Linked DNA regions of Mus musculus: region 2 is linked to region 1. A link is a loop called in an ENCODE intact Hi-C map of the cell type or tissue named here. Cell type or tissue: heart. All regions are shown on one strand. Each heading gives the region's core, and the rest is flanking DNA. Links, peaks and the distances in the headings are about the cores only.

Evidence for each region. Hi-C counts contacts between places; a loop is a spot of excess contacts. Peaks named below come from ENCODE experiments on the same cell type or tissue, not always from the same donor. Only the 100,000 strongest peaks of a DNase experiment are listed, where the experiment ranks them.
Region 2: it touches region 1 in a loop (2.9-fold over the local background); 4 of 42 quality-filtered maps call a loop at or near these places.

What each region holds. Positions count from the first base shown.
Region 1 is chr3:80,049,692-80,065,881 of GRCm38, forward strand. No RefSeq gene overlaps it. Among named protein-coding and RNA genes, the nearest start is that of Gm36569, 170 kb to the left of the region's middle. In heart, for the core only: no CTCF peak of the experiment used is centred there; no DNase peak of the experiment used is centred there; H3K27ac peaks cover 2,971 bases.
Region 2 is chr3:79,940,317-79,956,506 of GRCm38, forward strand. Gask1b (golgi associated kinase 1B) reads left to right here. Exons shown (of 4, transcript NM_133187.3): 4 at 979-5,962. The coding sequence ends at 1,186. Among named protein-coding and RNA genes, the nearest start is that of Gm36569, 62 kb to the left of the region's middle. In heart, for the core only: no CTCF peak of the experiment used is centred there; a DNase peak (open chromatin) is centred at 7,685; H3K27ac peaks cover 1,178 bases.

The DNA of each region.
Region 1 (16,190 bases), core at 4,230-12,229:
CTGTGTGTAACTACTATAGTCACACTGCATAAACTTGAAATCCCTCTAGGAAGCTCCTGCCTGCTTCTGATGACAGCCTTTTATTGTCTTTTGTTCTTTTCATATCTTGTTCCAAGCTATTGCTGTCAGTTACCAACCCCCAGAGTTTTATTTCTATGAGTGAATTTTTACAGAAAAGAAATTCAATTTACGAAATAAAGCAAATGTCAAGGGATACACTGAAGCACAACTGGAGAGAGACCTGCAGGGGGCCTGCTGTCTCCAGACACACAACTGGAGAGAGACCTGCAGGGGCCTGCTGTCTCCAGACACACAACTGGAGAGAGACCTGCAGGGGCCCACTGTCTGCAGACACACAACTGGAGAGAGACCTGTAGGGGCCGCTGTCTGCAGATGTGTCCTTACTGAGGGCCCCAAAGCCAAGGACATTAGAGAATTTACAATGACTCTCAAGTTTTCCTTTATATCAGAGTTCCAGTTTAGGCCTTTTGTTTTATTCTGGGTTTTAGCTGACAAGATAAAATTGTGTATACAGTTGTATACTATAATACTTTAAAATATGTATATGTTATGGAATGTCTTAATCAATTACATAGTACACGTCTTACTTTGTATATATTTTTAATTGCTGAAAACACTTTAAATGTACTCAGAAAATTTCAAGAGTGCAAAACATTATTAACTATAGTCACTCTTACTCTATTCTGCCTATCCAACTGAAATTTCATATCCTTTGGCCAGTCTTTCCTGTCTTTTCCCAGCTACTAGAAACCAGCTCTCTACTCATTGCTTTGCTTAGACCATTTATTTCAGATCCCACATGTAAAGAAAAGTCTGCAGTATTTCTTTCTGTGCCTGGCATATTTCATTTAGCATTCTGTCTAGGTCTACTGACATGTCACAAATCATAGATCGGTCCAATGCACCCATGTAAATAAAACTCTGTTGCTATGCAATACACAATAAGAAAGTAGATCATGTAGAGAAAAGGATCAAAACACAAAGCGTCCAAGCTCCCATCTAAATGAGTTTTTAAGACAAAATAACAATCAAATTATAATTATACACCAGAAGAAAAGAGCAAAAGCTTACATTATAAATGAGTAAAACTAGTTCAAAGCTAATGGGAATCGATAGCTAAATATAGGCAAGCTGAACTATATATAACTTCAATTCAGAATGTTCTAGAAGACATTCAAAAAACCTCGAAAATTAAAAATATATGTAAAAAAATTTAGTAGACTGCAGAAAGAATGTGATCATGCTTTAGGGAAAAGAAAGGGAAATTAAACTTGAGAAACTATAGTCATGCAATAAAATACCTTTAAAAGAGATAAAAGAAATGCAGTAAGATGTGGGTAAGGGATTAAATGTCGGAACACACAGAAGGCAGAGGCACGAGATTTCTGCTTTGAGGTTAGCCGAGTTGACCAGCACAGTGCAGTCACCCAGAGCTTCAGGATGAGATCATGTCACCACCTCCCTTCCACCACCAAAATAGGAGAAGGCTACACCGCTTGTGCATTTGAAAGTCTCCATGAAACCACAGATTTTGTGGGAAATTCTAAAAAATAGTATGATAGGAGCAAAAACATACACATTGAAAAAGTTATTTCTTCATAAAATTCTAAATGAAAGCAGATGACATTACAAATGCACAAGGAAAAGGTTTCACATTTTCATAACAAAATATTATGTTTAGGATTCAAACAAGAGTAAAAAGTTACCATGGAAAGTTATGAGGTTTTTACAAAATATAACCACTCTTACGATTATAAAGATGAAATGTGATGCTATTACATTTTAAAGATTATTATGAGTGAACCCTCTTCCCTCTTATATTTTAAATGAAGATCCACGATATGGCCCACTTCAGTCTCCTGGCCCTCTGTCTTAGCCTCCTGAGTGCTGGATTACAGTGCATCCTCATTCCTGTCCAGGAAACTTCCTGAATCTTATCCTACTACTGGACCACAGATACCCAGGGCTGTGGTTCTACGATGTGTTCTCTTCTTACTCAAAGTTCTCTCCTACCTTTCATCTTTCTTGTCCTACCTATTATCCTTCTGGGTCAATTTATCTTTTAACATCATGGCAACTGTTGTTAGAAGTGACACAGATCTTCAATCCAAGTATATAACCAGTGTGCCACCCCCCTCCTTTCTTGGCATATCTTCATTTGACTTTCACCCCATCAGAGTCTAAGGCAGGCTGTAATTAATTTTGCAAAGAGTTCTCTCTCTCTCTCTCTCTCTCTCTCTCTCTCTCTCTCTCTCTCTCTCTCTCTCTCTCTCTCCCTCTGTGCACACATGTGTTACTGTGATTACATGTTTGAGGCTTGGCTATTCTATTTAAGAATGCCACAGATCACGACATTCATGGGTGTGACACTGGCATCAATTCAGCACAAGTACATTGACTACTAGAGGATTCTAGAGGCAAGTGAGGGTCACGTTGCTATGCTATCTCATGCTGTCCAATTCTCCAGCGTCATTCAGCCAGCACCAACCTTGGCATCCTGGCAGTGTTTCAGAATGCTTGCTTCCTCAGAAGTTCAACGCTGTACACTGAACACTGTGTTTGCTTCCCAGTTATAGAAAACACTTGCAGCTTTGCTAATGTTTCCTGTGGGTTTTTTTTTTTGTGTGTGTGACTATTTTCTTATGGTTATTCTAATACTATGTATTATTCTATTTAAGATTTTTCCAGATGTCGATGAATAACAAAATAACATTTTGTTATTTCTGTATAGACTTAAGAACCAATTTGTAAATTTCCTGAGAAATTCTGGTAACTCTATGATGAGTAAATTAAATTTCAGCAGCATGGTTTTTTGTTTGTTTTGTTTTGCTTTTTGGTTTGTTCTCCTTAGAAAGTTTCCTTCTTGAGGTTTGGTGAACATCCCAGACGCCTGATTGTTTGTTCTCTATAATCCCACAGGGACTTTTAAAGCCACTCTCATGTCTCTTCCCCATTATTTTACTTTCTTAAAAATTTAAGAGTTAGTTTTTAATGAACACATAAAAAGATAGAAACTATATGTATTACTGTAGTATACTTTGATACTTCAATTTAAGTATACATTGCATGTTTAAGTCAGGTTACACACATCTTTCCAAATATTTACCATTTCTATATGATGATAACATTCAAAATCTCATTTCTAGCTTGGAAAAGTCAACCATATGTTAATGAGTGTTATGCATAGATACATGCCACACTAGAACTTTTTATTCTTTCTTTCCTTTTTTTTCCCCTGGGGGAGGAAGTTACTTGTCTAGGATGGAATACTGTCCTTGTGTTCATGTGGTCAGCATGCTATCTACTGCTGAGGCTGAGTCACATCCCCAGGGGTTGCTGCTATCTAACTGCAGCTCAGAAGGCCCTGATTAGCCTTCCTCCTATCTCCCGTCCCCTCCCCCTCCGCTCTCCCCAGCAGCTGGCCTTGAGTCCTCTCCTCTTCTCACAGCTACATTCTCTAAGCTACAAAAGATTGCCCATAACTTCCGAAGGGTAGCATGATTTTCAGAAGTTTCTGAGAAAGAGTCTTAGTGTTTTCACACTGGTGCAAGATTCAGCATTGATTCTAGTGAAAACCAGGAACCCTATTGTTTCTAGCATATAAATGACCAGATAAAGAGCCAGAATTTAAGGCAAAAATAAAAGACACCAGTCTTTGCTCTTTACCACAGGAAGATCCAACTGCAGCAAATGCTGTCTGTTATTCTACATACTATTAGAGAAATTCACAAAGCAATAATGAAGCTTAGAAATCATTTTCATATGACTTCGTAAGCTGTTGACTCAAGAAACAAATCTTTTATTTCAAAAGGGTAAGAGGCTCTTGCTTTTGGTGCCAAGTAGAGTGACCATGACCTTGGAACATAGATTTAGATCACTGCATATTACACATTCCAGTGTGGCACTGGTTTTATGACATTTGTATGGTAGCATAATAAAGTTATAAATCAAGATGTCATTGATTAGGGATCTCGGCTTAGGCCTCAGATACTATCTGCAGATATCCTTAGCTTTTGAATTGCTTGAGGATTGTTAGTGCATTCCAAAAGGTTTCACCTGATAGTCACAAGAATGTAAAGTCAGATATAGAAGTAGACAAGGAGTGGCTATCATTGGGGCTGAAGATAGATGACCCGGGGTAAATTGTAAGGTCTTTAACTTGCAACATTCTATCCTGTCCATAATCAATGAAGTTCTAATCAGTTTATCAGTTTTGTAAGGTGCAGCTTCTTTGTAGCTTTCCTTAACAAACAAACAGGAGGAGGTCTTGCCTGGATGCTATTATCTGGAACCTAGATGAGGGTCAAGGACTATCTGGTTACAGCCTGTGTTGAAGCAGGTGATGTGCTCTGTCCTGAATGGCAATGCTCCCATTATCCAGTAACTCCTTTTGTACAAACAGAACAGGTGGTAAGTCCCAGCCCAACTGCAGATTATGCTTTCTTCTGACCATCTCTCTCTCAGAGATACTGACCTCACAAGCATCATGCATTCATGTTCCTGGGTCACCTTATTTGCATTTCAACCTAAGTGAAACACTGAGACATACAAAAGCACCTGTACCAGGGGCCTGGCTGGTCCCATCAACTAGACTGCTAACATGAGCTGACTTGTCACTTAATGCTATGCCTTGTGTTTTTCTTACTATTATGAATGGTTTCACAGACTATCAATACATGACCAGCCCATGACCAAATGAAATCAAGACAGAAACAGCCCAATTGCATTCATGTTTGAACATGGATAAAATATAAATAAAATATCAAGCATTCTCCTCTCCTGGTAAACAGAAGTGCCTTGGTCTTTGTACCTGTGGACTTTCATCAAGATAAGCAGAGGGGCAGCCCTGCTTCCTGACAACTTATGATCCAGACCAAAAAATATGTTGTCTTTCCTAGAATCACCTAACATGATTCTCAGTGTCTTAGTTAGGGTTTGTTAGAGTCACAGAAATTATGGCTCTCACTCTCCCTCCCTCCCTCCCTCCCTCCCTCCCTCCCTCCCTCCCTCCCTCCCTCCCTCCCTCTCTCTGTGTATGTGTGTGTGTAAAGGGAATCTATTGGAATGACTTTCTGGCTTCAGTCTAACTAATTCAACAATGACCCACTGTGAATAGAAAGTCCAAGAATCTAGCAATTGTTTGGTCCCATGAGGTTGGGTGTCTCAGCTGGCCTTCTGTATAAGCTGGAATCCCAAAGAAGTAGGCTCCAATGCCAGTGAAAGAATGGATGTCTGGCAAAGTGAAGGCAAGCAGATGAAGAACAGATGAAACCTTCCTTCTTCTAATGTCCTCATATAGGCTTCCAGCAGAAGGTATGTTCCAGAATAAAGGCGTGCCTCAAAATCTGTATTAAAGGTATGTGTCATTCCTCCTCAAGATCTGGATCAAAATTCTGTGTCTTCTAGCTTCAAGATACAGGTCAAAGACACGCTGTTGTCCTGCCTCAAGATGTATATCACAGGTGCATCTTCTATTTCTGGATTGTAGCTCATTCCAAATAGATTCAAGGTTGTCAACTGAGAGTACCCATCATAGGGTTGCTATCGCTGTGATGAAACACCAGGGCAAAATTCAACTTGGGGAGGAAAGGGCTTATTTGACTTGCATTCCCTTATCACTGTTCATCATTGAAGAAGTCAGGACAGGAACTCAAGCAGGTAGTAGACCCGGAGGCAGGAGCTGATGCAGAGGCCATAGAGGGGTGCTGCTTACTGGCTTGCTCAGTGTGTTTTCTTACGGGACCCAGGATCATCAAGCCAAGGGGTGTTCTCACCCATGGTGAGCTGGGTCTCCCCCATCAATCACTAGTTAAGAGAAGTCCCTTCATGCCTCCCTACAGCCCAATATTATAGCATTTTCTCCGCTGAGCCTCCCTCTCCTCCATGTTTCTTGCCTGTGTCACATTGACAAAAAAATCAGCCAGTGCCATACTGAGCTCTTTAATAGTGAGTTTTATTGAGGAAGATTCAAAAAATTAATAACATATAGAATCTCAGTCAATTTAAAACTCTTTATGTAGGTACTAGTTGAGGAAGAAAAGTGAAAGCTGTCACCATTTTCAATAGAAGAAAGGGCAATTTCATTTATAAAGGAAATGACTGTAATCAAATGTCTAGCTCATTTGCCATTGTGTAGACTGGATAATCTATATGTAGGAGAAAGTAATGCATAGCATAGGAATGAACTCCAGATTTTAGCAGTGACTTTCAATATGATGACCCACTGCTTATGATGTCCGGCACTAGCATTAAACAGCATTACTTATTTTCACTTATGTTGATTCTTTTAAAACCAACTGTATATGTCTGTCTAGCATGGAATGCAAGTCCAATACTTTATTACACATTTACTTTACATTGAGTATAGGGATTTTTTACATTGAGTATAGGGATTGCTACATTGATTCACTTTAGCATTATGTTATTTTCATCTTGAGCACTAATTTTCTGGATGTATCTTAGAGCAAACAGACACATAAGTATTAGGAGATCAAACTAAAAGGAAAAACAGTTGGCAGAGGAAATATTTGAAATGTATAACACAACAGAAAGTCCTTCGTAGACTTCCAACTGAAGCTTAGTCTAACATTATGACTGCTTGGCAACAAATGTAAATCAATCAAGTCAGAAAACAAGCAAGCAAACAGACAGACAGAAAGACAGACAGACAGACAAACCCCTGAAAATCCAGGACGCTCCAGCTCCTACTGTTCCATTACCAAGCATAAGTACACACACTGCTCGCCACTATTCTTGATTGGTCTCAGCTCTCCTGGTTGCCAGGTCTCTTCCATGCTCATGCTGTCTCGGTGTGTCAACACCAGTTTTTCTGTTCGGTATTTTGTTTTGTTTTGTCTTGTTTTTCCTGGTGAGCATTTTAGCTCTGCGTGCGAATGTTCACTCTGGGCACTCAGGCACATGAAGGTCTGAATGAACAAACGAAAGCCCTTTCCGGATTCTGACAGTTTGTCCAGCACAAATAGAAGATGAAAGGCCTCTGGATTTCTTTTCTTTTTTTTTTCCCTGCTTCAGAGGAAATGCCTGCCCAGGACTATTCACTGTTTATAAAGTCTCAAGGATTTAGGTTTTGATTTTTCTTTCCTAAAGCTGAATGTTGTTTGAAAGAAAAATGTGAGAAGAAAGGCATAGATCTGTGTCTTTGGGCTGTGCTGCTGGGGTAAGGTACAATCTTCAGTTGGGTTCCACTCTTTCTACGCTGCTTCTGGAAAATATTTGATTCATGTTTTGCCTCATCAGTCTGTGCCAGGGGCATTGCTTACCGTGCCTTCTTTCCAATCTCTCGCTAAAACAAAGAGATATATTAAACTGACAAATGTCTGTGGATACATTTTTTAGTTTATGTGCTTTGATACAGAACAGCCCTACTTCTTGTCTTCACACCCTGCCTAACCACAGGAATGCTCACTGATCAGATTCTTCTTGGCTTAGCAAATATTTATCAAGGTCATTCTTTGGGTGAAGTAAGAGCAATCTTGCATAGCATGTGGATACCTGAACTTCTGAAGTTGAATGGGCACTCACTGTGCTTAGAAAGCAACGGCATGAAATACCAGTACTACAATCAACTTTCTCATCATATAGACAACATTTTGGGGGAAATAGATGGCCAATGGAGTGGCTATAGGCAATTTAATCAGAAATGAGAGAAAAGGTTCAAACTACTTAAGTGTAGAAACACCAAGGCTCTGTGGTTGCAAGGACGATTTTGATTGTTCATCTTAGGAAAATGGAAGCATGCAGGATGGAGAGTGGGTTTAGATGAGAAAGCCATGAGTTCAGCTTGGAATACTTTGACCTTAAATCCTTCCAAGAATCTGGACCTTGGTAGAAATGTTAGCTAATTGGTTATGGAGGGGGTTGGGGATATGGACTGGGAAATAGATTTGGGGGTCATTAGCACTTAGGTTAAAGTACAAAAGTCTTACAGGAGTAACAAAGTGGGATTTTGTGCATTTTGCACATGTCCATGGATTCTAATTTATGTTCTCAGTGAGAAGACTCTCAAGAATATATTTTTCCCCTTATGCAAATGAATGAGGACCTTGCAATCACATTGAAAAAAATCTTTATTCTAAAATTCTCATATTTTTCAATTTCCCAGTGGACCAGGTATTTTAAAGTTCAAAGTCATATACTTGTTTGATAAGACTTCTTTGTTTCTCCCTTTTTTTTACAATCCAAGAAAATGAACTTTGCCAAGATACTTAGTCGGCAATAAGCAAAGTCAAAGTCACACAACCAAGGTCAGGATTAGAAAGAAGTCGTTGAAAAGCACTCTACTTCATTTGACTGAAGATGGTAACGCTGTTTCTTTGTAGATTTTATTTTCACATTAACTCATAAAAATTCATGTTTTCGTGGGTCTTGAAACACCCTAGTACAAATATTGATAAAATGCTAATTAAATTGCCAACACATTTTTACAAGGATTTCTAAATTGCAAAGGAAAGGAAGGGGTATTTTTTTTTATAAATAAAGTCTATACAACTTCTTCACCTTACTCTAACGATATGAAAAGGATGGGCACTCTAACTAATCAATGTTATGATGATTATAGCGTTACGTGAGCAGAAACAGTTTGAAAGGGAAAGGGGATCTATGTTTAAATTCTCTTATTAGTTTATCTTAGAAACAATAAATAAATTTGAAAATAATTTCTATTAGTAGTGACAGTCACTGAAATTATACACTACAGACAATTTTTTCTTTACGAATATTTGCATGTTTTTTAGACTCAAAAATTAACTTCAAATTTTTAGAGATTAAAAAGTAGTTCCTTCCTTCCTTCCTTCCTTCCTTCCTTCCTTCCTTCCTTCCTTCCTTCCTTCCTTTTCTCCCTTCCTTCCTGTCTTTCCCACTCTCAGGATGATATAAGGAACATCTGCTCCCTCCAAAGAGGCAGAAATCCCACAGAATCTCAGTGACCTACTTCACAATGCTCTCTTAAACATGCTGAGCTAGCATAAGTGTTGTTATATAGATGTTCTATTTAAAGAATAACTTAAGATGCTCACTGTTCATTGATAATTAAATTGTACTAACAGTTTTTTCAAAGAAGATAAAAGTTTCTCCTTCAGGTTTTTGCAAGAGCCGAGACTTTATGACATACAGAGACACTTGGGAAAGCATAGGTGCTTTGCCCTCTCTAGGTCATGCGATGTATTTTTTATTACCTTGAATTAAGAATCAGCATTTGAATTCATGTCTTTTCTCTGAGGTTTGCTGCCCTCTAGTGACTGGCTTCCCCAGTTCAAGCCTATGTAATATGTAATTAATTAAATCATTATCCAAATTAAATAATTACAAAAAAATCAATATTTGCAGACTTGAAGCAGAGATATAAAACATTAGCTTTACTTAATCCCACTGTCTCCAGGTGTGAAATTTAGAATCATTCAACAGAACCAATGAAATTGTCAAAAAGAGAAACATGATTTCAAGTTATTGAAAGAGTCATGGGGGTATAATCTGGAATAGTATTTCAGGGATAGAATAAATAAGACACTTAATGTAGTCACAGTTTTCCCATATCTTTAAGCTCAGTTATACCATATTGAGTCTAACTATTACTAAAGAAAATAATTAAAAACAAGCTAAACTGTGATTATTCTTACATAGTTGTTAAAAATTTCAAAATAAATGGCATCAGAAATTAGGAATTCATCACACAAAGTCAAGTTGAGAAATTCTTATAAAATATGCCTATATGTCTGTGGATATACCTCCATGCCCATCGCTGTGTGTTTGTGTGTGTTCATAGGACAATGTGCTTCAGTGTTTCTATAACAAATAGAAAAATGCTGATATTGCTACTTCTGGTTCTATAAATCTTTTCCCTTATCCCATGGTTCATTTATTTTTATTAATAGTGCCTTTAAAACAGTATCATATTTTGATGGTAAAAATAGAAAAAAAAAACCCTTACAGATTATACAGTAGCACAGCACTCTCAGATGCATGGTAGATAGGCCTTCCAAGTATAAGCTATAAGTATAGTCCATATGAACCACAGTGGGGAGCATAAAGAAGGGAAGAAGAGTACAATTTAGGAAAGGGTTTCTTACCTCTGGTAAATGAGTGTCCATGACTGATGAATCAGTACACGAGAAATCAATGGAACAGAACAGTGTGTGCTTTTGTGACAGAGAGTGCGTTTGGACAGACTCAGGAGTGTGATTTTCACTTAGCTTTGCTTGGGATTGCAGCTTGGGCTTATAGACATGGAGTGCTCGGCTGGACAGCCACCACCCTATCATGAAAATTCATGGTCCAAGGTAAGATTTCAATCCCTGGAACTTTCCTAAAGGTGAGAAATAAAATTCCTCCTTGATTGTTCTGAATGGGAAGGTCTAGGACACAGCACTTATGGTACATTAGTGAATGCGGAGGCATGCATACATGGAATTCTTCAGAGTTTCATGTTGTTTTATTGTGCCTGCTATCACATTTTTCTGGTGATTTATGTGCATGGGCCTGACAGTTTAGGGACATGGGCTATCCCTGAATTCATGTATACAAAGATAATGCATGAAAAATTGGCAGTCATCACACATTCCTTTTTGAAACACATGCAACCAGCATTAGACTTTCCTCCCAAAATGGGCATTTCCTAGAGTTTTGGCCCATCTCTCCAACCATCTGTCTTTGCTTCAGAGGCGTTCTCTCTATGTGCCCCATTTTACAGGTTCTCCCTCCAGCTCTTCTTGCTTCTTCAGCTCCCCTTGGGTCTGAATTTCCAGTGGCTTCCTGGTCTATTGTCAAAATCAATACAATTGTAAAGTTCCTTATCACTGAGGGAGATCAAAGCACTCAAACGCCTGTGTAGTAAGCTAAGAGGTAGAGCCATAGATTAGCCAGTGCAATCTTACCGTATTTCAGGCTTCATGGAATAAGGCTTAGAAACCATGCCCTCTGCCCACTGGCCTGGACAGTGGGGTTTCTAGCACACCAGTTCCATGCCCCCCCCCCCATAAAATTCTGCTGTCTCTCCAATGTGATTGCTGCTGAGGTTTCTTCATTCACCACAGCATTCAATCATGAAGTCAATAAAATGACTTGGTCATTCTGCTGATCACAGTGGCATATGTCTTTAGTTCCAACCCTTGGGAGGCAGAGGCAGGATAGTCTCCTTGCATTACAAGCTCGCCTGATCTACAGAGTTGCATAACAGCCAGGGCTACACTGTGAGACTCTGGTCACAAGCAAACTAACACCCCAAAGCAACCCCCCCAAACCCAAAATGGCCATTTTGTCCTTGGCTATATGTTTTGCTTTGTAATAACCTCTCTTTTCTTTTTAAAACCGTTTTAATCAAGGCTATTTATAACCATGTTTTAAAATGTCAAGGATGTCTGTAAGACTTATAAGCAAAAATAGCAGACTTTCCCCGCATTTCTTTCTTTCTGTGCTTAAGAAGTGCTCCAAGATTTTCCAAAACATGTCTTCTGAGTTTCGTTCGCATCCCTGCATCTGGAACACCAGCATGCACTTTGTCCCATCATTTCCCACTTTAGAGAATCGTTCTTTGCTTCCTTCCTTGGGCCACAGGAATTTGTTTCTGTAAAGTAATAATCTTTTCCTCTTGTCATCTTTTTCTTGTCCTTAATGTTATTAATTTAATATTTGGTGATTGGGTACTCAGCGCTTTCATTATTCCAGTTTGGGTTAAAAACACACTCAGTTGTATTTACCTGACGGTCACTCACTGGCCCACAGGAGCTTGCTGTGGTCACACGTTCTCTGTGGTTCTCTCTGAGTCACTGTAGGCTTCCTTAGAAAGTGCTAGTTGTGTTTGGTTTTCCTAATCAAGTTCCTGTGCCTTTAGCTTTGCTTCACTCACAAACACCTGGAGAGCAGAGGACTCCACCTCTAAGCATTGCTCCCCTTGGGTGATTAGTCAGTTTCTTGTTAGTCTCAGAGACGCTCTTCCTGGTGTCTGTCAGCACAGCCCTGGCCCAGGCAATCTTTCTGATCACACCCTCTTTCATAGCTTCCATGTATACTCCACGGGTCGTCACTGTGAGTGGCCTCTTTCCTTGTTCCCTCTGTATGAGAAAATGAACATTGCGTCTTCTCACCGCAGCCGTCTGTCTGCATTTACAGTTCTGGAGCAGGCATAGGTCTTTGCTGAACACTGAAGGCATCATTGCGTGTTTGTCTGGTTCAATACTGATGTTTAGGTATCTGATACCACTCTGGTTTTGTGCTATGCTCTCTATCACAGGCCCCTGGACATTTATAGCATTGTTAAGTACCTTTTTAGTTACAGCGGTGACTTGCTAATCTTTTCAATCTGGCTATGTTTGCCTCCATTTATCTGTTTTTTTGCATGGTCCCACAGTGCTCTCTTATTTGACTGTTGGAACTCTAAGAACAAACTTCTACATTCACATGTCTTGTTACCTATTTTCCACTTTGTCTTTAGATTAGACATTTTGGGAGGGTTACTCCCCCCCCCCCCTTTTAGAAAAAATATAAACACTTTACTGTAAAGAACTTGCTATCAGAAACATCACACAGCTGAATTAACAAAGCCACAAAATAAGTACTCGATCAGACCCAAAGTCTATGCAACTTATATTTCTAGACAGTTCAAACAGCCATTTTGAAGTCATGAGTTTCATCTGGGACTTTGTAATTTCACAAATAATTTTTGAAATAAAAACTTGACAGATAAAACTGGGAAAAGGGCTAACGTATGTCCTCTTTCATAGCTTCCATATGTACCTGATGACTCGTCTGCCCCTCTCCTGAATTTCATCCTTCCTCCTGAAACTATCATTTGTTTCTATTTTGCTTATTAATTCACTTAAATGAGATAAACTTTATTTATAAAGTATGTGTTTTAGATCACCTGGGTCTGGAGTTATAGGACATTGTGAGCTGTTCAAAGTCAGGAACCCAACTGGAGTTCTCTGCAAGAACAATATGCACTGTGAGCCTCTCTTAATCTCTGAGATATCTCATCTTTTACCCTCAGCCTTCAATTTCCTATTTTTCTTCTTCTATGCTGTTAATTTCCAAGAGCTTATAAACTAAAATCCTTGTCCACTTAAACATAATATTCATCATATTCAATTGTTAGTATTAAAATTGTATGATTCTCTTTCTGCTTTTGCCTCTCAGTTTCTGTCTCTCTGTCTTTCTGTCTCTCTCTTTTGAACTGGATAGCTAAAGTCTTGTTCTATAGCTCAGACTACTCGGTCTCAGACTTATGTAGCCTTGGCTAGCCATGAACTCATGAACTGACTCTCTCAGCTCCCTGAGTGCAGGATATGTGGGCACAATTTACTTTGCATCTCTTGAAGGTTTCTGATCACAGAAACTGTGTGAACTCACTGCTCCTGCTGTCCTGCATTGATCCTGTTCTTCATGACTTATTTTTATTTGGCTTCTCATCTCTTAGTAGTGTCATAGCTTTCACCATCCTTTCCTCCTATTGGTTATTTAAGAATGAGTTCTAAGATGCTGTTTAGAAACATTGTGTGTACGTTCAAAGCTTGATGGTTAGTGGTCATTCTTTTTTTATTTAAACAATTTTTTATTAGATATTTTCTTCATTTATATTTCAAATGCTATCCCCAAAGTCCCTTATACTCCCACCCCCCACCCTGCTCCCCAACCCACCCACTCCTACTTCTTGGCCCTGGCATTCCCCTGTACTGGGGCATATGATCTTTGCAAGACCAAGGACCTCTCCTCCCAGTGATGGCCAACTAGGCCATCTTCTGCTACCTATGCAGCTAGAAATATGAGCTCAGGGGGTACTGGTTAGTTCATATTGCTGTTTCTCCTATAGGGTTAACCCCTTCAGCTCCTTAGGTACTTTCTCTAGCTCCTCCATTGAGGACCCTGTGTTCCATCCAATAGATGACTGTGAGCATCCACTTCTGTATTTGCCAGGCACTGGCATAGCCTCATAAGAGACAGCTATATTAGGGTCCTGTCAGCAAAATCTTGCTGGCATATGCAATAGTGTCTGCGTTTGGTGGTTGATTATGGTATGGATCCCCAGATGGGGCAGTCTTTGCATGGTCCTTCCTTCTATCTCAGCTCCAAACTTTGTCTCTGTAACTCCTTCTATGGGTATTTTGTTCCCCATTCTAAGGAGGTATGAAGTATCCACACTTTGGTCTTCCTTCTTGAGTTTCATGTGTTTTGCAAATTGTATCTTGGGTATTCTAAGTTTCTGGGCTAATATCCACTTATCAGTGAGTGTTAGCCGTCTTTCTTATAGGTAAACTAGACAGAAGCCCAGTTCTTTCCTCATCTATTTTTGAGGAAAGAAATGAATGCCAGTGATATGGAAAAGTGAGGGAAACTCTGGAATGGGATTCCCATTCTCTGTGTAGTCCTTCCCAAAATTTCCCTGATTTCAGTGTGGGTCCCGCCTTTACATTTGTTTGCTCTGTGTGGCTTCTAGGCCTGGAAAGAGAATGTACCACACTCATCTGCTGAGTGTAGACAAGATCAGTCTAGTATCTGAGGGAATGGAAACATTGGCATGCTTCTCACAGAAAGTTCAGTCTGACGCTGGCTGTTTCCCATGTCTGTGGTGTAAACCACACGATGCTCTAGTTTGTGGGGATCACTCTACTTCTTTACTCTGTTCTGCTTACAGGTGCCATCTTCTCTCTCCCTTTGACCTTTATTTTATGCTCCACATCTTCCAATACTTCTCTGCTTCTCAGTTTTTCATTCCTTTATTTGACTTTCCTTTTAAAACTATAAGCACTTAAAGTTTATGTGTTAGATATTTATGGAATTGTAAGAAGCAAAACGCCAATCCATACAACTCAGAAAAAATTACTTCCTCCTCTTTCCCCCCATTTCTATTAAAGCCTTGGGTCACACTTTAACCATTGGATGCTGGAATGGTCAAAGTAGGATCTGAATAACCAGTTTCCTTCTCTTTGGTTCATTCACTCAACTAACATGACCTGTTAATTGCCACACATAGAGACACTCTAGAATGTAATTCGAATTAGATCACTTTCCCGACAAAACTTCCAGATATTTCCAAGAGAAGAAATTCATGGCTCATTTACCATTCACTCAGATTTCAGTCTAACCTCTTATCCTGCTTCTCTGTGAATGCATCTCTCATACAAATGGCTTAACTCATCGTCTATGGAAAGCATATGTCTTCTCATTCTTAGAATAACCTATTCTTCACATTCATTTAACCTTACTCATGCTTTTCAGCTACTACGAGGACTCCCTTTGCAGTCATGCAGTTGAATAGAGATGATTTGTGTCAGTTTTATGCCCTATTTCTTTCAATGTAACATCTGTAGCTCTTTTTCACATTTCTCTGCTGGTTTCTAAAGTTCCCTGAAAGCCATGATCCCGGCATATTATTCCCACACCGACTATGCCCAGGACTTATACTGAGGGTTCTCTAGATTCTTCTTTGGGAGACAAAAAAGTCTGTGTATCCATTTTGAAAGAGGCAAGACTCAACATGAAATTCCACTGGCTAGCCAGAGTTTGGAAATTGAGCTCTGGTTTCTGAGAATGTGTGTGTAGGCAAGCCTTACCTCGATTTTATAGGAAACAAAAGATTGGGCCTCAATTCTATGTCAGGTATTCACTGTGGATGAAGAACCAGGGAATTGTCTGGCTGGTGGTTAAAGGTCAAAGAAATGGAGCAGCAGTAATAATATGATGGAGCATGTTTGTGCAGGGCTCACAGAGCTGCTTAGTGGAATTTTCTTCATATCCCTTATCAAAAGCAGGACTAGTCCACGAGTTTACTGAGACATTAAAGGCTGCTGGTATAGTTCTGCGGTCGAGCATTTGCCTACAGTCTATTTCTGAGTTTAATTCTCAGCAGCACAAACACAAGCAAGCATGCAAGCAAGCTAGCAAACCCAAGCTGATCAGCCTGCATGCCAGATTCTCAGTGACCCACCATCAGGAGCTGATCGTGTTTGTATTATTGCCATTTTCTGTTAAATGGGGGATAGGATTTCCCTCTGTAGCCCAGGCTGACCTTGAACCATGGTCCTCTTGCACCAGCTTTTAGAGTCTTGAGGTTGGAGATAGGGTCTTCCTCACTAGGCTTTTCAGCACACTATTGCAAATGAATCAAACTCTTTGCTTTATGGAAGGCAAAGTTCCTTCAGAGAAAGCTTTTTGAATGTAGG
Region 2 (16,190 bases), core at 4,518-12,517, 110 kb before region 1:
AGTTGTTTTGTAGATGAATCCATGAGGCCTCAATTCTACACCAAGAATTACAGGCAACTAAAAAATGCTGAGAGCTAGAAAAAGTCTTATCCAGGGAAGAACACACCAAGTGGCTATCCAATATTAAATTGCCAGCCCTAAAAGCATACATATAAGTAACAATATATAGATCAGTATATAGAACAGTAGATATATAAATATATATTTAAGAGTATATATTCATGCAATAACAAATAATACAAAAAGAGGCCACAAGTCAGAAAGATATCAAGGAGAGGTATATGGGAGGGTTTGGAGGGAGCAAAGAGCAGTGAGGAATGATGTAATTATATTATAATGTCAAACATAAAAGAAATAATTAAAAACTAAAAAGAAATCCCCAAATAACACCAAAACCAAACACAAAGCAAAGCACAGACAATCTCTCAAGTTCCAAAAGTATAATCTCAATCAGAGGGGATTCTTCCTCGAATTGAATTTTCTTCTTAAATAATTTTTCTTTTGTTCTATCAAAAGTCTGTAGTCATTGAACTTTAAACCATAACTGCTGTTCAGGGAGGACACTTCGCTGAAACCACACACGTTTTGCTTCTCTCGATTTTCTTTCATCAAACTTCACCTTGTTACTGATGAGAGCAGACAAAAGGCTTTCTGTAGCTTAAGATGATGGGAAATACATCTTCAGACCTAATGTGATCTTAATTCTATGCCTCTATTTGCCAATCTTTAATGACCTTTAAGTAAGAAATTAGGATGTCACGTTCTGAATGGACTAGATAATTCGGTTCATTTGAAATACATTTTTTCGTGTATTTTATTTTCATGAGAAGTGTCTGCTTGTCAGTGACAAAAACATTTTGGTTTTCTAGGTCTCATTTGATAGTGTGACTTATGAGATTAAGGAAGGCAGAGCAACTGGAAGGAGAAATAATATTTCTGAGCAATTTCTAAGAATGAAATGTTGTGTTCTCGTTTCAGGTTTCCTGAATCTGCAGTTTCTGTTTTGAAGAGCCAACACTTAAGACAGAAGCTCCTTCAGTCTCTGTTCCTTGATCAGGTTTATTGGGAAAGTCAAGGAGGCAGGCAAGGCATCGAGAAGCTTATCGACGTGATAGAGCGGAGAGCCAGAATCCTTATCACCTACATCAACGCACACGGGGCTAGAGTATTACCTATGAATGAATGACAAATGGCTTTCTGCCTTGAGGGCTATACATGTGTCACATTTGGTTTTTCTTAAATAAAAGATATCAACCTTAAGTGTTTCTAGAAACGAGGCAGCATAGTTGAATACGTGAAACTGACGCAGTTTATATCATGAACTGAGTTTAAAAAGTTTGTAGAGTTTAGAGGTATGCAGATTCAAGAAGTTTCAGAATAACATATTGCTTGCAGAATGCCTGTTAATATATTTTCCTAAGACTCTGGTATGTTTGTCTCAGCATTGTCATTGTGTAATGACCCAAATGATTATTCCTACTGATGTTTAAACCATTTTCATATCATTTGACGGAACAATATAAACCAGAGACACTGGCTCTTCTAATAAATCATTCCCATGCCATTTGACTGACCTGACCAGCTGCTAGAAATGAGTTGATCGGCATTCTCTCATTGCTGATGGTTGCAACAGCTTTTCCAACACTATCCAGAGGCAATTCTACATCACGAAATTGAGGCGTCTGATCTGCAAGTACAACAGTCTTGAAACACCTTCTAAGTAGACATGGAAGTAGATTCGTTACAAACGACCAGTATATTTTCTAGAGTCTAAGATAATCAGCTACCTCTGAACAACAAAATTCTCCTATCCTTCCCTTTTTAAGAAATTTATTGACAGCATAGACATTTCCATATATGACAATTGATGTATTCGATTTGCTGTCTCAATTTTGATCCAATTTATATCTTGTGGTTAGAAAACTAAAAAGTTATGAGGCATGTTGCTACCTGTTTGAAAATTTACTTGTAGAATCCCTTAATATTCTTATTGGTTGATTGGCTTAAAAAAAAGTTAAGGTTTCACATAGTCCAGGCTGGCTTTGAACTCCTTACGCATCAGAGGATGACCTTGGTCTTCTGATGCTTTGCCACCCAAGTGTTGGGATAACAGACAGTATATGACACCATGCCCCGTAGTACTCAGGATCAAGCTGGGTCTCTGTCATGTTAGAGAGACACTGTATGACTAAGCCCATAACCCCAGCCCACTTTTAATGAATATGTAACAATTTGTCATTTTATAAAGGATATACTGTAATTTCTGAAGTTTTCTTTTTTGTTTTTGTTTTTGTTTTTTGTTTTTCGAGTCAGGGTTTCTCTGTATAGCCTTGGCTGTCCTAGAACTCACTCTGTAGACCAGGCTGACCTTGAACTCAGAAATCCGCCTGCCTCTGCCTCCCAAGTGCTGGGTTTAAAGGCATGCGCCACCACTGCCTGGCTGAAGTATTTTTTTTTAATCATAGAGGACTTCCTTGGTGCAATTAGGTTTCATCTGATTTAACTGATATTATCTAGGTATTGACGATAAGTTCAGATATTAAATATATTATGTAGATCAGCTCAATACAAGAAGTCCTAATGAAAGCCAACACTCATGACTGCATCTTCTCACAAAGAACATGGATAGAGAGCATATGGCAACTAATTAGGCAAAATTAAGTCTCAACTAATTCTCCCCCAAATCCCTCTACCAAACCTTTCGTGGGCTTGGAGGAACTAAGGCACACAAAGTTCATGCTCTGAGTCTTTCTGTCCTGAGAGAATTTGCCAGGCCATCACTTATCCTTCTTATACGGAACCTTTGAATCTAGAGCAAATTCTGTCTCTCTTGCTTTCAGCTCTACTACCGCTTATTTGCAAGGTCATTGATTAGCCAGGTGTAGTGATACAGACCTGAAATCCTAGCACCCAGGAAGCCGTGGACGGTTTGCAAGTCTGATGTCAGTCTGGTGTTAGTGATAACCTGTCTGAAATGTGCCTCTCCCTTCATAAAAACTGATTTACTGACTTTTTCTTCTTTTGGAAACTTAAAAAAACTAAAATAAAAAGTTACACATTTTTATCATACTTCTCATCTCCTTGTTTTCAGTTTTGTTCTTAATGCACACATCTTCCGTCTTCTGATGAAAAATAATTTGATATTGATGTGAACTTTTAAAAACATACCAATATAGGCTACATCATAGGAAAAAATACCTGTGTAGATTATAATTGATACAAATACACCAACTTGTCAAACTAGTAAGTCTAAGTGTTAGGTATAAGAGAAGACAGACGAAGGGAAGAGGCACCCACTGATGCCTCTTGTTTCTGCTTTCCAAGGCTCATGACCAAGGACTGCATCTTCCATCCTATATGTTTCCTTTCCCTTGGCGTGGTGAACTTTGTCGCGTTCTCTGCAGTTCTCTCCAGTGTGACCTGAGTATGACTGTGGGCTCTGGTGAGTCCCCACAATGGCTGCTCTCTATGAGTTTTGTCTCACAAATCATCTTAATTATCTTTGTGAGCACTTTTACACCCCCACTTGACCTTGAATTAAAAGATTTCTGCCAAGTTGTCTCATGCCTTATCAAGACGACCTACACATTTATCTTAATACTTTTTTGTTTTTGCAGAATTTACCATTTTAATTCACATTGTGATATTAATTACAGGCATTCTGGCTTTTTAAAAATCTTGCTTTTATGCTCTCAGTTAGGATGCTTCTGAGCAAGCTGGCCTCCCCAAGATGGGTCTGACCCAGATGGGTTTTTGCCTAGTTATTTCAACATGCTTAATTCTAAGCAAAAGGTTCGAGGACATTGCTTATTTTTATAACTTTTGTTTTAAAGATTTATTTTTACTGTTTATTTGTGTGTATACATAGGTATACACACACATGTGTATGCAGTACTCATGGAAGCCAGAAGAAGGGCATCGGAACCTCTGAAGCAATTGTGAGCTACCTGACTTGGGGTCTTGGAACTCAACTAAGGTCCTCTGGAAGAGCAGTGCATGCTCTCAACAGCTGGGCATCTCCCCAGCCTTTACATTCATTTTTAAAATGATTTATTTTGTTTTGCAAACAGTGAGTAATTGATGGTGCATTAGTTTTGACTAATAACTTCAGGCCAAACTCTGATTTCTAACAAGCAACATTTTTCTTTTATTGAAACGATGAGAGTGTTTTTGTATTTCCGATGTGCTAAAGAAAACCTACTGTGATTTGGTATAGAATATCCCATTACATGGCTTATTTGCTCTAACAGATGTAAATAGAAGATAAGGGCTTATTCTGGTGTGACCTGCTTCCTGTTAGCTGATGTGAAAACACACATGTGTCTCAGACCCTGTCATTAAATGCTACAAATTAAATTCGTGTAATTTTTTCTGATACACGAGTTAGTTTTCAAAAGAGAATACAGTGCCCCTCCCCTTTGGAACAGTCCACTCCAGTCTGTCTCTGCTTTAGACAGACTTTAGTCTTTGTTTTTATGACCAAATATTCTGTTTAAACTGGAAAACGGAATAAACAATGAACTTCAAAAGGATGTTTGTTTGTTACTTCACCAGTGGAAAAAAAGAGGCAATTTAGAAGTCAAGATGCCTGCCTGGGTCGTGTGTGCAGGCATGTGTGCACGAATTTGATGTCATAATTCATGATCACTATGCTTTCTCTCCGTGTACATATAGCATCGTACTATAGGGTTGGCAAAATAATTAGCTAGCAGATTTCATTCCTCTTAGGAGGAGATTTAATTTTTAGTTAGCTTTCCATGGTTGCTGCGAGCCTTACAGTAGCTTGAGCTCTCCTTCCTCTTACTCCTCTTTAATCAGGTTGTTAAGTACTTAGGAAGTGTATCATAGTGTACAACATCCTAGACTTATTCTTAAAACAATTTTATCTATGGACTTGAGTAATAATGTGTTTATTCTACTGTACCTTTAAATATGCATTACATTATATGTAACGAATAAATTATTTAGATAGAAAGTTATTTTCATGTTGTCTTATGAAATCCTAATGTTTATTTGAATGCAGACTATTTAAGTCACATTTAATGTACTAGTCTGAAAAACATGTTGAAATCATATATATATGAATTTGATACTTCTGTCTCTCTTTTTTTCTCTCTCCCTCCTTCCCCCTTCTCTCTTTTGTAAAATAATAGTAATAGTAGTAATAGTAATAATAATAATAATAATAATAATAATAATAATAATAATAATAATAATAATAAGTAATATAGCCAAGAACCAGGCTGGGGGAGTCCAGGGTATTCAGTAGACTGTGGCACCGTGATGCTTTGAGTTGGAGCCCAAGCAGTTGGAGTCTCACTGGAGAACACAGCAAGCACCTTGGGTGCTATTTACCAGACTGACTCTTCTGCACTGATGTGTGTTAGAGACACTGATGGTGTGTACTTGAATTCCAGCATGCAAGAGTTGAGTCAGACTGACTTTAAGTTTGGGTCAGCCTGGACTACAGTCAGACCCTGTCTCAAAAACAAATGAAAACCAAAACAGAACTCAGAAAGCAAGAACTTTCACTTTATGAGAGATTTTTTTTTTTTGGACTTGTTAGAACACTTATCTGAAATCAGAAATAGTTTACTGTGACTTTGGCATGTTCTTACAATGTTGGGCCTGATTTTCTACAGAATGACTATTGAGCAAAATTTTAGGGAAGAGATTATGTTGTAGACTCATGTTTCATAGAAATACAAGTTTTTCCTGGTTCAAAAAATGAATGTAATGGTTAAAATTTATTACCATGTTGGACCCTTTTATATCTATTCCAAATATTTTATAATATGGCTTTTAAATGTTTAGCTTTAGAAATATTTTAAAATGGACCTACCACTGTAGTGATGCTGCATTTATTGTTATGATAAAATACTTCACAATCATCTATTTTTCCTAAGAATCACTTTTATCTTTTGGAAAATTTTGCTTTAATAAACTTCTAACTACTGCTGTATACTTTTATATGTTTGAAAGTTATTATTTTAATTTTGAAAAGTTCACTTAGTCAAACTCTTAGGATATAATAATATAATTTTATAACTGAATGGTTTCATGGATTTATTATTTATCTAACTCCCACCCTGGAAATAAACATTTAATGAAAAACCGTGACTTAATTTTCTCCAATTTAGGCAGATGGTTGATTTAGTTTCCTCAGTTTTCTGATATAGAAAGTTAGAGAGTCAAAACAACAGTAAATGCAATTATTAAATATGTATTGAATATATAAAAATATATTTACTATATAACCATATATACATATAATAAATATATAATAAAGCATCTCAACTTATGGACCCTAAAGATTTCACATGGGCATGTGTGGTAATCATTACATGTGTGGTAATGATTTCAACTTTGTGAACTTTCAGGGACAGAAATAAATAGAAAGTTTTGATAATTTCTTGGTATAGTTATTTGGCCATCTACCATCTTACCTTCTGTACTAAGCAATGCAAATGTTGAAATTAATAAGCAAGCATTCATTGTACTAATCCTTAATCAAGACCCATGGTTAAACTTTAAGTTCTATCTTTATCAACTAAGTTTAGAAGACAAGTTTTATCGAAAATTATCCAAAATTAGAACTAAATTTTGAACCTGAAATGTTTAAAGGGGCTTTGTCCTTTTAGCGAGTTTGAGTCTGTCTTCCATTATTAACTATTGCTGTTCACAATGATTATCCCATCCCATCTGGCAGCTGCGAGACAGATCCAATTTGTTATGTCCTTTATGTATCTCTATGTCCAGTGTTATATAACACAACTTAGTAAACTCACACCTCAAGTAAAACTAAAATACCTCAAGAACACACCTAGTCAAACTTCATTCACTTGTGTTCTGTGTTATAACAATAGCATCAAACAGTCTTGAGCTCTGGATTGCCTGTAGAAGCTGTTGAAACTCGTCTGTTCAATAGTTGTGTCCACAACGTCAGTAGGCTCTCAGACCAATAGGTACCCACTTATGAATTCGAAGCTCTTCCTGCTTGGGCCGACAGTCTCTGAGAGTTAAAGTGCTTCCTTTCCAGCAAAATCAAGAGGGTAATAAATCATATTACATAAATAAGAAAGATCACCACTTAATAGAGTAATTACTTGCATACAAAATTGGAAACTGAACGTTAGAGGAAATAGTTTACAAACTTTTTATTCACAAATGTAAACTGATGAATCATTTATTGTTAATAGTTCTGAAATTTTTAGTCAATGTTATGAGTTCCCAATCTACTAACATAATTGTAGCATGTCAGTTGCATTTACTTAATACTTTTATTTATTAAAACTCCGTTATCGGATTTATTTGCTCTTATTTAAAAACAACCAAAAAACTATGGTCTGTTTTGGAGTAGGAGAAAAATAAGCTAATATGTGATATTAAGATAAGCAACTTGACTATTACTCAATAGTTTACTACACATTAGTAATGGTCCCACATTTAATTTAACAATTTTCTAAACAAATTTATGAGCTTTTGCCAGTGGAGTTATTTCCTTAACATTGGAAAAAGTTTTAAGGCCATGTGACCTGTGTCTGTGACTCTCAAAAGCACTGGATGCCTCCTTCCTGTCACCTTTGCCCCTTTCCATTTGACACACAGCTGTCTTCTGTCAGAATATGGCATCTTCCCTACTTTTTAAGCTCTTTAGTCCCCTGGGATGGGCTTCTGCTGTAAGAAAGGCCTGACTCAGAGTTGCTGGCAGTCTGTTGCAGAGCCTAAAAATGTGCATGCTGAGTGAATGAATCTCAGAGACTCTTCCCTGTCAGCAGTGCATGGGCATCATCAACCCCACATTTCTATTCGTCATGGAAAGATTGGGTAGCCCTTTCCCCTCATCCCTCTAAAATGCACTTACTTTGAATAAAAAAAAAACGGAAATAATTATGTATGCATTAAAGAATCCTCATGCATTGTCTTTCTTAAAAAATGCAATCTATATTTCTTAACAGTCCTTGTCAGTACTTTCTAAGGTTTTTGTGATACTGAGCTAAAAACTGAAGCCAGGCTCTTGGTCCGGTCTTGGCTCTCATTCCATGTTGCAGAATAGCTGGCTCCCACTCTAGTTTAGCAGGCAAGATGGGTCTCTGAGACAGCAATGGGTTTATAAGTCAGACTGAAAGCAGTGGATTTGTAGGTCTGTCAACTATTTCTTTAGCTCCAAGACAATAGGCATTCATTACTTGCTTTATAAAGTGTCATATATTATTGGCTCAGCTTCCATTAAAAAGAATAAAACACTTGTTTCTTAATCAGGCGTATTAGATTTTGAGATCAACATAGTTTGTCTTTGTGTATTTTTTTAATTTGTAGCAACAACAAAAAATCTAAACATTCTCTTTAAATTGGAGAAAATATCCTTATGATCAGGTTTATGAGTCTCAGATAATTTTAGAGAGGAAAGGGATACTTAAAGTTTCATCCATTAATCACTTTTAATCATTTTAACATGACAGTTAAAATGTAAGACAGCTGCTAATGTGACAATACTAATTGTTTGCTAAGTATTGTGATAGTTCCTGCCTTAATCTCTTGTGTCACTTCCTGTTTTATAGGGATACCAAAACCATTGTCTCCAGTGAGAGGGACATTTTTAATAAGAGTGGCATGGCAGGACCAGGAGTAGCAAGTCTCTAATTAAAGTCAGAACTTCCTAGTTAAACCTACACTGTAGTGTGGGTTTTCTCCACTGGAGACATTTTAATCCCAAAGGCCCTTGCGATGGCAGCTGGTAAGTGCAGTGTAGTTTAGCTGTGTTTCAGTTTGTTTTCTGTTGCTGTGACCGAAGAGAAAAGGGTTTACCTGGCTTACACTTCCAGGTAACTGTCCATCACTGAAGGGAATGAAGGAAGGAACTCAGGCAGGAGCCTGAAGGCAGGAACGGAAGAGGAAAGCTCCTTAGCTGCTTGTTTCCAGCTTCACACTCAGCCAGGTGTTGGCAGTGCTGGATTAGGCCCTCCTATATCAGTTATCAATAAAGACAATGCCTCCCAGAATTGGCTACAGAGCCAGTCTGATGGAGGTGACAGTATTGAGGTCCTCTCTCCTCAGGTATGTCACGTTATCAACCAAGATTAGCTGTCACAAGCAGTTTCCCTGACAACCAAGATCACCACTCTCATCAGGAGAGAAGTAAAATATCACTCAGGAGACACACACCCCTCCTGCCCAGCTGAGAGCCACCGCTTAGACATTAAGTCTTTTATGAAAGACAAAACCATAACTGTGCTCTCCTCACAGTTAGCTTATGAATATATTTGTCTGTGAAATTCCATGCATCAGAATCTATTACCACCCTGTATGACATTGGGGAAAATTCAGAGAGACGAGAAGGCTTCAGAAAACCAATCATTTGCCATTCAGGCGAGAGACACATTGGAGGCTCTGGAAGATTCTAGGTGAGGAATCAACCTGGGAGCCCACGGCAAAGCGAACACTAGGACCTTGGGAATGGCTGTGGCTGCTGGTAAGAGTGCTTATCCCCTGCTCCGGGACGTAGAACCTGTATTCCCTGAGAACGTTTCTGTCAAAGAAACTCAATCGTAGCCTCAGCAGCATTTCAAAAACTACCCTGATAGAGGGTCAAAGAAGAAGAAAGTATTGTATTGTGAGGAAAAGAATGAGACAATCACCCTAGAGAGGAACTGCTGAGCCAGGACACAGTCAGCTGCCAAGTGGGTCCTGCAGAAAGAGTAGTAATGGTAAATGGGGGAAGCATGGAGCCTAGGTTGGGGCAGACACATTAGTCAGCTTTCAGTACTATTATGAAATGCTTGAGGCAACTAACTTATAAGGGCTAAAGGTTTATTTTGGCTGATGGTTCTGCAGCTCCACTATAACTTCAATGTTCCTTTAACTTTAGGTCTCTAATGAGGATGGAACATCATAAAAAAGAATGTACAGTAAGGCAAGCTAATTCATGAGTCTGGAAGCAAGAAGGAAGAGAATGGAATGAGGGTCTCACATTTCTCTTTAAGGGTACAGTACCAATAACCTCGAGACCTCCCATCAGGTTCCACCCTTCCCTGTAGCATTCCTGGGGGTGGGTGTTGAGCATTTGACACTTTGAGCTTTGGCAGAGTCTTATCCAAACCACATTGATAAGTAGACAAAGGAACAAACCATAGCACTAAGTAGACAAAGGAGTTCTGCAATAGCAGAATACCATTAAATCTCAGTGACTTAAAACACAGGGGATTTCTTCGGGTATACATCTATCATAGAAAGGTTTTACACCCAAGCACTCAGATATTTTCATCTCTATGCCCGAGTAAAACACAAAAATCTGGAAGGAGTTTGCCATTCCACACCTTGGGTCCATAGCCTGCAAATTACAACTCTCTGTTGAATGGCTAAGTATAGCACATGGTGAAAGTTTCAGGTGTTGAGTCAAAGTAAGCCACTCCATACTGCATCCTGATAACAGTGTTGAGGGAACTGAGCACCCCAACCCACTGTATCCTGACTTCCTTGTTGTAGTTGATAGCCATGCAACTTACCAGGAAAGTCAGGGGTTTTTTTTGTTTGTTGGTTTTTTTCTGTGTGTGTGTGTGGGGGGGGGGGCGGCGAAAAATTACACTACTTATTTAAATGGGCCAATCAGAATATCAGAATATTTTTGTCATCATGATAAGAAAAAAAAGATTTCAGAGTTGAAAACTAAACCAATAATAATCTGCAACATCTTCTGCTGAGCTGAAACAGATGGATAAAGAAGAGATGATAGGGACAGTGAGGATGGCAAGAGAGCTAGGTACGGAAGGATGGAGGGACAGATGAAGACTATGGACACTAAACCCTCAGGCTGCAGAGCCAGATCCCTGCTACCCCCACCTCCTCCCATCCTGGCTTTTGGAGGAGCAAGTGGAAGACTTGTGTTCAGTCTCTTCAACCCTCACTTACTGTGGAAGAAATTTACCCATGTTGATTGGAGAATAAGCATGTGAATTTTTTTTGTCTTCCTCCTGCTACAGTTTACTATGATTGGCTGATGCTCTCGGTCCTGATTTTCGAGGCAGCCATTTTAGAGAGTGATGCTAGATGGACTGCCTTCAACTGAATGTCTGCCCTCAACTTACTTTAGTGGTTTCTGTCCATGTTTGTAGGTATAGGCACAAGAGGGACTGTCATTCTCAGCAACCTGAGGTGTTCCTTTAAACTTTAGGGACTTTGATTCAAGCGAAAGTGGGATTTGTGGCTTCAGTGCTGAAAAGAATTTCCAGATTGGGAAGTTTATGAAACAGAGGTGAGGTTTAGTAGATTGGTTGATATCAGATTCAATACCAGGGCTAAGAGACAGAGGTACTCTGGAGAAAGTAAGACATGTTGTCAATCATGAGCCTGGGTTTCTCAAAGAAAAGCTGCATCACCTCATGACTGTTTGCAATGGTCACATATAGGATTCTAGTAGGGTTAAGTTTATTATCTTAAAGGGCTATCAAGGAATGCACGTAAGGTCACAAGGTGGCTGCTGAGGCATCTGATAGAATTCTAATCAATAACGTAAAAATCTAGACATGCAGGAAGATAGGATATCTTCATTGTAAGCAAAATTAATCGTCTTGTTTGGGATCCTAAGATCATGCCTGAGGAAGGATCTGGGGCCCTACCCAAGGTCAAGTACATTCAGCACTTAGGCCTGGTGTTTAATACTGTAATATAAAATATCTATAAATGTTAGAGGAATATTAAATCTATGCCAGCAAATGTTAATTTTTAGTGCTGGAATGCTTGGTTTTCAGTTGGCTTCAGTACAAATCTGGAGTGAGGGCTCTCCTCCCTTTCCATATCCCCAAATTACCTGTCTTTCCCCCTGCCCCAGCTTCCACTAAATGCTATATTTATTTTCTTGTCATGTTTTATTGACAGGCTTGAATGTCTTTTTCAGAAAAGCTGCCTTGTGATAGGCTTGTGTTCCAGTGAACTGGGTATGTTGCTGGAAGGGATGGTGGGGGATGTGGAGTAGAATTTAGCAAGCTCTACAAGACTTAAGCAGGAGGGTGTCCAGGTAAGAGCTATTATGGGTGTGGTTTTCAAGAGTTTTTCATAGGTGTGTATGGGTCATTTAAAAATTCTTAGGAAATGTGCTAATTTATGAGAAAAACATTGCTATGAGATACAATTTCAATATATTTTTTGAAATATGGTATAAAAGGAGCTGCTTCAGGGTTTAGATCTATTTTCCTCAGCTGTCGCATCAGTAGTCTTTAAAGAGAGTTATGTAAACCAGAGAAGGTCACTGAGGACACACTCAGGAAGGAAAGACTCAGTAGGGAATGGACTTGCACAACCATACATGTATGCTCATGCTCATGCTCTCTCTCTCTCTCTCTCTCTCTCTCTCTCTCTCTCTCTCTCTCTCTCTCTCACACACACACACACACACACCAAATCCAAATGAATTAGATCTTTTTTTTTCTTCTTTCTATTAATGAACAGGCTGATTTCTCTTTGTGGTTGATCATAAAACAGCTTATTTACTCATTTCTGGCTGGAGCTGTGAACTCAGGTTGAGGAGGCCAAAACCATGAGTTGCAACTCATACGTCAAGGCTTCTGACACAGGGGCCTCTCAGGTTGTGATGATGAAAGACTTCACTTCAGTGGCTAATGCGATTTCTCTAGTGCTTTATTCATTCATTCATAATACCAATGTTTACTGAGTGCCAGCTATGTGTCAGGATTGCTTTTGGTCTCCTGAGAAAGCAGGAAGCAGACAGTTAGGGCTTTCCTCATTGGCCATTTATCTTCTTCAACTTAATGCCAGTGCATCTGTGGAATAACAGAAGTTAGTAGCATTCATTCTAGATGGTGCACACATCATGAAGACTAAGTTCACACAGATTTCCTTTAGTTTTCCAGTCTTCAAAAGTCCCTACAAGGAAAGGACACATCAATGTTTGGATGTCCTTGTGTACACAACATGGGTCTCTTGGATCAACCCAAATATTCATGCCTGCTCTCCCCAAGGAACTTCCCTGTCAGCAGTGGTGAGCTCTCCACCATTCTACTGTCTGGTCTTCTTCCACTTGCTCTTAGGGAGGGAAAGCTCCCTATAAATCACAACAACAACTACAGAAAGGAAGAATTTGGGTGGCCGCCAGGCTTGCTAGTGAACGATTCAAATCAGGGAAATGTTCTAAAAATCAATATTTAAAGAGCATACTTGGCAAGATGTTCTACCCTGAATGAAATGGATGGTGTTTGTGAAGAGGAAGACTAATGTGAGGACAGCCAAGTTCAAGGGCTGTCCTCTGTGAGCTGCACCAGCCCCTAGAGCTTCCCCTGTGGCCAGAATCCTTATGTTCTATGTCTAAGTACTTTGCAAAATTGCTACCTTTGTTTCATCTTTTTTATTTATATATTATTTATTTATTTATTTATTTTTAGTAAAAGCCTCTTCAATATGGTTTCCATTTATTGAAGTAACTTCTCTGCACTGTTTGGATACCCCATCTTCATATAACTTCTAGTGCTTCTTCTCTTTTTCACTAATAAAATGTACTGGACCTTTTATGCTATACATTTTCTCATTTGCACATTGAAATGATTTCATGTGAACTATAGAGAGTGGTGGCATGGAAAAAAAACCACAGGGCAGATACTCCCTTAAAAATAACACCCCCCTAAGAATAATAACTGTCCTAGTCAGATTCGTTCTGTAATGAGAACATACATGGTACCACACTCTTCAAAAATCCTGTTTTCTTTTCAAAATTTACTTAAAGAAAACAAAAACAAAGAAAAAAACCTCCTAAACCTGCATATACTCCTGGGGTGCAAAGCAATATGCCTTAAAAATGTAATATAGAAAGAGTAAATTAAAGCAACTAATGTACGTATCACTCCCAACTCCATTCTTCATGTTAACCCTACCCACCAAACAAAAGTGAGAGGAGCATGTACGCAGGATCAATTAGGTAGATGTCAGCTGAACTGATTTGAAATCCAGTTCTGTCTGACTCTGCCAGTTATGCTTGTGAAAATTAGGTTCCTCAAGTTTCTTCCATCCACCTTCAGATTTCGCCACCTTGCCTCTGTGGCTTCCTTGAGAGAGTTTGTACCTTGGGCATGTAATGAGATAAACTGCAGAAACCACAGCATGTGTAAAACTGACTAATAGGCACCCGTGGGAGCCAACAGTACATTTGTGGTGCCTCTTACATGGGTAGTGCTAGTCAGGTGTGTGAAGTGGTGATCTTCGGTGTCCCCTCCTACCAGAAGCTGATATTTAAAAGGATAAGTGTTAGGCATGTGCTGCAGGGCTTCTTCATTCATAGAGACAAAGAGAGCATGGACTGTCCTATGCATACTGGGTCCCATCTGTCATGATGCAGAGTAGCCTAAAATGATGCCACAAGTTAAGTAAATACTTCTTTCTCTTTCAAGCCTCGGTGAGCATTTTTCTTGATGCCTTTGGATCCCCCTGGGAAGGAAATCACAATGTAAAGCCATTCTTTACATTCGATGTGAGTTTGAACAAAGGGCTGTGGGGCTTCTGTGGGGTGAAAGCTGGCAAAGTTCACGGAACAAAAGAGACCAAAGCCCCCTTAAAATCACAGCATTCCACTTCATTTTACTTTGTGTTGTTATAACGTTAAAGATTGAATTTGCTAGTTTGCAAGTAGACATAATGGTTAGTGCAGAGCTGGTTGACTGGTTCGTTAGTGTGCTTCAAAGCAAGAAGGGAGGCAAAAACCAAGCCAGATTGAAATTCAGAAAATCAGCTCTTTGCTGGAAAGAAAGTCTTTTTTTTCCCCCCTTAGAGTACTAGAGATAAGTTTATTTTCAGGAATAAGAAGTGATACTTAACTTGATACTGTTGTTTTTTTTTTATGGAAATATTTTTTGAAGTGATACTGTTGTTTTCTGCAATACCAGATGGAAGCCTTAAAAGTAACAACTAGACCACAATATATATCCAACAACTCAAAATCTACTCAGTTAAATTGTAGAGCCTTTGTACTGAGGATTGGAGAAAATTGAAACAGTGAAAGAACACACATAACTCTTTTAGAGACAAATACAGATTTTAAGAATACAGGGTTTTCTGTGCAACATTCTGATATTAGCAGGGAAGAAAGTCAGAGGTAGCTGAGTTTACTTTGTGACACGCATAGCAGAATAACAGTCATGGCTTCAGTCCAGCTTTCTTTGTTGGATGACGTACTTTTTCAGAAGACTGTCTTCCTTCTTATAAAGTTGAGACAATTTGTTAAACTCATGCCTCTGCAGAAACAGAAGTGAGAGAACTCTCAAAATAATTTTGAAGCAGGGCAGTGGTGGTGCACGCCTTTAATCCCAGCACTTGGGAGGCAGAGACAGGAGGATTTCTGAGTGTGAGGCCAGCCTGGTCTACAGAGTGAGTTCCAGAACAGCCAGGGCTACACAGAGAAACCCTGTCTATAAAAACCAAAAAAAAAAAAAAAAAAAAAAAAAAAGAATTTTGAGATTAAAAAACAAAACAAAACAAAAAAACTTTGAGACAAAAAGCCATTTATAAAATATAACTGTTGGGACACAGAGTTCTATAAATTCTGTTCATTTCATCAGTTGTCTTCCTTGTTGATTTATATTTACTAATCTTTTTCAATCTCATTAAAAAAACAAAAACAAGCAAGCAAACAAACGAACAAGCAGACTTGACATACCTGGTTTCCCACTAAAGGTAGCAAAATACTTAAGCCCTAAAAACACCAATAGCAAAACAAACACGAAAGGCTTGAGTACCAGACAATGGAAAGGAAAGAGATTCAGAGGCTAGGAGGTCATCTAAAGAAATGGGGCCCTGGATATAGCAACGTATGAAACACATGTGTGTCAAGGAGCTCAGAGGGCCAAAAGCTATGAATACCTTGCTGAGGAAATTGAATTTTTGTTAGATTTTCAGTGAGAAGGTCATTCAGATGATATGGAAAATGAATTCGGGACAGGCAAGACTGGAAAGGGGTAGATAGGCAAGAAGCCTGTGAGGGAACAGGACAGGCAAGACTGGAAAGGGGTAGATAGGCAAGAAGCCTGTGAGGGAACAGGATAGGCAAGACTGGAAAGGGGTAGATAGGCAAGAAGCCTGTGAGGGAACAGGATAGGCAAGTTTGGAAGAGAAGAGATGCAGAATGAGTTCATATTTATTAAGTCTGAGCAACTGGGTGGGGCTATCAAGATTTTAAGAATGGCCTCTGCATT